Regions from separate parts of the Homo sapiens genome. Here region 2 is linked to region 1. Evidence: chromatin loops called from intact Hi-C (ENCODE). Cell type or tissue: B cell. All regions are shown on one strand. Links, peaks and the distances in the headings refer to the core of each region. The heading gives the core; the rest is flanking DNA. Region 1 holds the start of ZNF627 (zinc finger protein 627). Region 2 holds the start of ZNF441 (zinc finger protein 441).

Region 1 (2,900 bases), core at 165-2,664:
TCAGGGACCGGAGGGTATGGGAGGAAGCCTTGGCACGCCTCATCCCAAATGCCCGTTTCCCGGAACATCAGGCCCTTCCTCCTCTTCCTGTCCTCCCTGGCCTAGCCTGGGCTCCCTCCCGTTCTGAGGCAAGGCGATTGCTCCATGTCACAGTGAGTGTGGAGTTCCCTGCACATACTGGTGACCTTGTGTCCGGAAGGAATTAGAAGGAAGAGCTCATGGAGTGCCAGAAGAAGACAGTGCCTACTCTGGCAAGCTAGAAGCAAGCTCTGCATTAAATGCAAATATTGGCCGGGCACGGTGGCTCACATTTGTAATCCCAGCACCTGGGGAGGCCTAGGCAGGAGGATCACTTGAGCCCAGGAATTCACGACCAGCCTGGTCAACATAGTGAGACCCCATCTAACCCACCCCACCCCCGTCACACACACAGCACCAACAACAAAATAAAATTAGCAGAGTGTGGTGGGGCGTGACTTTGGTCCCAGCTACTAGGGAGGCTGAGGCAGGAGGATCGTTTGAGCCCGGGAGATTGGGGCTGGAGTGAGCCGAGATCATGCCACTGCAGTCCAGCCTGGGTGACAGAGCAAGACCCTGAAAGAAAAAAAAGAAAGGAGGGAGGGAGGGAGGATGGAAGGAAGGAAGGAAGGAAGGAAGGAAGGAAGGAAGGAAGGAAGGAAACCAAAACAAGGCCACGCGTGGTGGCTCACGCCTGTAATCCCAGCACTTTGGGAGGCTGAGGTGGGCGTATCACTTGAGGTCAGGAGTTAGAGACCAGCCTCGGTAACATGGCGAAACCCCGTCTCTACGAAAAATACAAAAATTAGCCAGGCGTGGTGGCGGGTGCCTGTAATTCAGCTACTCGGGAGGCTGAGGCACGAGAATCGCTTGAACCCGGGAGGCAGAGATTGCAGTGAGCTGAGATCGCGCCACTGCACTCCAGCCTGGGCGACAAAAGCGAAACTCCGTCTCAAAAAAAAAAAAAAAAAAAAACCAAAACAAACCCTCAAATATCCCTCGGGCTGGGTGCAGGGAGGAAACTCGGCCTGAGAGGCGCAGTGGCTAGAACCAGTCAACACTGCTACGCACAGCCACGTTTCCATGGCTTCCTACGTCACTCAGGCCTTAGGGGGCGGGGTATGTCACCCTATCCAATCAGGGGCGCTGGGGCGGGGCCCTGCCAACTGTCCATTCAGATGGGCCCGGGAGAGGAGGGCAGGGCCTGCGCCTCCCTACGGAGCCTTTGTTTCTGGCGACCGTCCCCACCCGGGCTCGCGTCTCCGTTTCTCCGAGAGGCCCAAGGTGTCTCCGCCGCAGCCTCTGTCGCGCCGTGACCTGTACAGGTCGCGGGAGTCGTAGGGAGGACGCCGGGACACCTGGAAGCCGAGAAATGGTGCGTGTGAGGGGTCAGGCGTCCCCAGACCTGGGGGAGGGGCTGGTTGGAACCGGCCGGAACCGGCTGTGGAGGGACCTAGGCCTCCCTGCGGCGACTCCGGGGTCTGGGACCCGAGTTCCCTCGGCCGCAAGGTGGGGCTGGGCCAGGAGCTGGGACCCCGGTCGTCCTGTCCCGTCCCTGCGCGACGCCTGCGGCCCCGCAGCCCCGCGTCTCCCCACATGGTGCGGGGGCCGCGGGAGGGTCATGGGGGTATCCCTCCTCGGATGTGGTTCGTGTTGCAGGAGCTGCGGTCTGTGGCCGCCCCCCACAGTCCCGCCTTTCTCCCGTTAAAAATTTAGAGTTTATTTGAGCAAACAGCGGCTCATCGATGGAGAAGCTCCCGGTCGTGGTTTGTGGCTTGGGGATCCGTTGGAGGGAATGGAAGGAAAGGCTGTAAGGTGCAGGAGGAAGCGAACCAAATTCAGTACTTGGTTGGTGACAGTTATGCAGTCGCCTTATTTGCTCTATCTAGGTGGACATTTTCTGCTTATGTAGTCAGAGGTGGATTGGTGGTTGTGGTTTATTAACCCTAAATTTTATTTCCTTATAAACTGGTAATTTATAAGAATTTCATTTGAGGCTGGAGCGCGGTGGCTCACGCCTGTAATCGCAGCGCTTTTGGAGGCCAAGACAGGAGGATCGCTTGGGCCCAGGAGTTGAAGATCAGCCTCGCAATATAGCGAGACCCCATCTCTGTTAATTTTTTTTAAATGAACATATTCAGACTGAGACCAAAAAACTACTACAAATTTTTAAAATATAAAATCAAATAAAAGAATTTCATTCGACTTAGATTTCTGTTTCCTTGGGTAGGAAACCAGGACACCATAGCCACAGCCCTCTAATTGTCTCCAAATTAATTATTTTAACACTCCCCAGGGGGACAGGGTCCCAAATCCTTGACCTTGTTCCCCTAGCCTGACTCCTCTGGCGCTTGCAAATAATTCTTGATACCACTTCTTTCACCATATTCCCAAAAGGTAACTCCAGTCACGACATTATCAACTCTTTGTCCTTTATTGCACATTTCAAACTAATTAATTTGTATTATTTTTTCAAGGAGCAATCGATTGGTCTTTTAAAAATATTTGCTTTCTGTTTCTGAACATTTCACAGGAGAGGAAAGCAGAGAATACATGTATGAGACCCTGCTGTGAAAAAACCTTTGTGCCTCTTCTCCTTTTCTCTCTCCTAGGCACAGGGATGTTCTCAGAATGTCTTTTGGTTGGCCTGGTGCCATGGCTCATGTCTGTAATCCCAACACTTTGGGAGGCCAAGGCGGGAGGATCACCTGAGGCCAGGAGTTTGAGACCAGCCTGAGCAACATAGTGAGACCCGGACCCTAAAATAAAAAAAACAAAAAACAGTGTCTTTGGGTTGGGGTTCCCCTTTGGAAACTTTAAACTGTGATATGTCTTCAGAGCATCCTCCTTTCCTGGTCCTGGGCTTCAGGGCTGTTTGGGCT
Region 2 (2,900 bases), core at 159-2,658, 170 kb after region 1:
CATGCTGAACTGTGAGTCAATTAAACCTCTTTTTCTTCGTATCACCATGGGTGCCAGCTCCCAGTTAATAACGCTTTTTTTTTGTTTGTTTTTAAATAGAGATGGGGGTTTCACCACATTGCCCAGGCCGGTCTTGAGCTCCTGAGCTCAAGCAATCCACCCACCTCAGCCTCCCAAAGTGGTGGGATTGCAGGCATGAGCCACGGTGCCTGGCCTCATAATGCTTTTATATCTGGTATTCTTCATAAAAATATGAAGATGAATGTTTTCAAATTCAAAGTCTAATGTCTCAGCCTTTGATTGAAGCATTTAATTCAATAACATTTATAGGCTTGATGGAAGGAGCATTTCCACGCTGTGTTTAGGAGACAGGAGGGCAAATTGAACTCCCAGAGTTAAATCCATTAGTGCCCCTGACTCATCCCCAGGTTCTGATCCACCCTAGGGCTCCATTTCAGGAATTATCGTCTGGCCTCCAAGCTTTGGAATATGTTTGGCCTCCTGAAAGTGGTTGACTTGTGAACTGTGTGTGGATGCAGCAGGCTGCTTATCTGAGCTAGTTCAAGTTTTTGCTTTATAAAATATTGCCGCCATATAATTCCAGTTTTTCCACACATTTAACAATTTTATTTATTTCTTTTTTCTTTTTTCTTTTTTTTTTTTTTTGAGACGGAGTCTCCCTCTGTCTCGCCCACTCTCTCACTGCAGCCTCTGCCTTCCAGGTTCAAGTGATTCCTCTGTCTCAGCCTCCTGAGTAGCTGGGACTACAGGCGTGCGCCACCACATCCGGCTAATCTTTGTATTTTAGAGACGGGATTTCACCATGTTGGCCAGACTGGTCTCGAATTTCTGACCTCAGGTGATCCACCTGCCTCAGCCTCCCAAAGTGCTGGGATTACAGGTGTGAGCCACCACGCCCGGCTTTGTTGGGGTGTTTTTATATTCTGCACTGAAAATTAGTAGATTGAGACATAAGGTGGGAGAAAGGCTTGGCCTGTGCAGCCAACAGCCTCATCCAAAACTCCTGATTCCTGGAGGACATCAGCCCCTCCCTTCTGCTGCAGTGTGGCCTGGGCTCCCTTCCTGCTCTCAAATCAGGGGATAGCTCCACTGGACAGTGAGTCTGGAATTTCCTGCACAGACTTGTGGGTCCCTGTCCAAGAGGAAAAAGGAGGAAGGTCAGGACATACTGCCTAAATGCAAATGTCCCCTGGGAGGGGGTCAGGTCACAGCGCAGGGAGGAAGCTAGTCCTCTCAAGGCCTGTCTGGAATCTGTTTATCAGGTTCCACTCCGCTGCCCGAGATCGCTTCTTCCGTTACTCAGTGCCCGGGGGAGGGACCTGGCGCACTATCCAATCAGGGCCGCGGGGCGGGGTCGTGAGAACTGTCAATCAGGCGCACTGACCGGAGGAGGGTGCAAGGTTCAAAGAGCCCGCCGAGTCTTCTCCACGCCCCTGCACTGGGCTCCGGGTTCTGTCACTGAGAGACGCCCTGGAACGTCTGTGGCAGCTTCTGTCTCGCTGGGACCCGCACTGACAGCGGGAGGCAGAGGGAGGAACCTGGACGCCGGAAGCCGGGAAATGGTGAGTGTGTGAGGTCTGGTGTCCCGACGCGTGAGAGGAGAGACTGGTTGGAACCGGCCGGAACCGGCTGTGGTGGCACCAGGTCTTCCCCGCCGGCGACACCCTGGCGCAGCTCGGCCCTCGGTTCCCTCGGCCGCACGATGGGGCTGGGGCGGCAGCCGGGACCCCGGGCGTCCTGTCCCGTCCCTGCGCGGCCACTGCGGCCCTGGCCCTGGAGGCCTGTCTGGGCAGCTCCGCGCCCGCAGTCCTGCGTCTCCCCAGATTGTGCGGCTGTAACCGGCACAGGTTCGCGGCCCGAGTCACTGCACCGAGACGCCGAGGGCTGCAGCAGAAACAGTTTAATAGGGGGAGAGGGGAGGACACCCCAGATCCGCCTTCCTGAGAGGTTTGGGGATGGGGTGTTTAGGGGTGTGGACAGGGGCGGCTGGGGCGTGGGGTCGCTGGATGGTGGGGAAGTGAGGGGTGACTCTTGGGACTGGAGGTGAAGAAACCGCATTCTTCTGCTGAGTGGGTTCCCTTGTGGGGTCTTCAGCCTGGTTGGCGCCAGCCTTTCCGCTGGAATTCAGGATCTGAGAAAGAACTCAGGCGACTCTTGAGCAACTCTCAGAGATCTCATCCCCAAGCACAATGGCGAAGCCGGCGGTCAGCATCTGCTGTGGCCTGACTCTTGGGGAGGCGGCCCCGCGAGGCAGCGGGGCTGAGGGCACCTGGTTAATATCTAACTGCAATCTCGCCTCCAGCCTGGCTCGCAGTTCTGTGAACCCGGTGAGGAGGCTGCACGGTGATGACAGGTCACCAGGCAGACTCGTGTGTGGGGTTTGTGTGTGGGAGGAGTTGTGGTCTGTGTGGTCCCCTGTCCCTTCTTTCTTCCCAAGGGTGACCCGTTCGCCTTCGAGTCTTCCAAAGATGTGGGCAGCAGGGTCTCAAGTCCACCACTGTGTTCTCTCATCCTAACTCCTCCTAGGGCCGACAGAAAATCCCTTGGCTTCCAGAGCCTTCCTCAGGCTTTCTCTCCTCAATTCACAGCAACTTTATGAACTCCTTGTCCCCCAGTTTATTTTTCAAACAGAGGCTAGTATTTTAATTGTCATTTTGTTTATACATAGCAATATATGGCTCTTTGTAAAAGGTTTTGTGTTTGTGAACATTTCACATGAGAGGAAGCAGAGAAAAACCACCAGACATTTCGCTGTAAAAAAAATGAATATTAATAAATAAAATCTTTGTTACTGTCCTCCCTTCATCATCCCTAGACAGAGACACCTTTTGAGAATGTCTTTGGATTAAGTTTCCTCTTTGGAAACGTTACAGAGTGAT

The links. Hi-C counts contacts between places; a loop is a spot of excess contacts. Peaks named below come from ENCODE experiments on the same cell type or tissue, not always from the same donor. Only the 100,000 strongest peaks of a DNase experiment are listed, where the experiment ranks them.
Region 2: a loop joins it to region 1, with 13 times the contacts of the local background. A loop is called at or near these places in 2 of 110 quality-filtered maps.

The regions. Positions count from the first base shown.
Region 1 is chr19:11,596,238-11,599,137 of GRCh38, forward strand. ZNF627 (zinc finger protein 627) reads left to right here and starts at 1,246. Exons shown (of 4, transcript NM_145295.4): 1 at 1,246-1,393. The coding sequence starts at 1,391. RefSeq lists silencers at 1,031-1,160, 1,501-1,640 and enhancers at 1,185-2,183, 1,271-1,350. In B cell, for the core only: no CTCF peak of the experiment used is centred there; DNase peaks (open chromatin) are centred at 777 and 1,124; H3K4me3 peaks cover 1,757 bases; H3K27ac peaks cover 1,495 bases.
Region 2 is chr19:11,765,614-11,768,513 of GRCh38, forward strand. It overlaps ZNF441 (zinc finger protein 441), which reads left to right and starts at 1,387. Exons shown (of 4, transcript NM_152355.3): 1 at 1,387-1,583. The coding sequence starts at 1,581. RefSeq lists an enhancer at 1,548-1,647 and silencers at 1,718-1,857, 2,308-2,417. In B cell, for the core only: no CTCF peak of the experiment used is centred there; DNase peaks (open chromatin) are centred at 1,458 and 2,138; H3K4me3 peaks cover 1,895 bases; H3K27ac peaks cover 1,904 bases.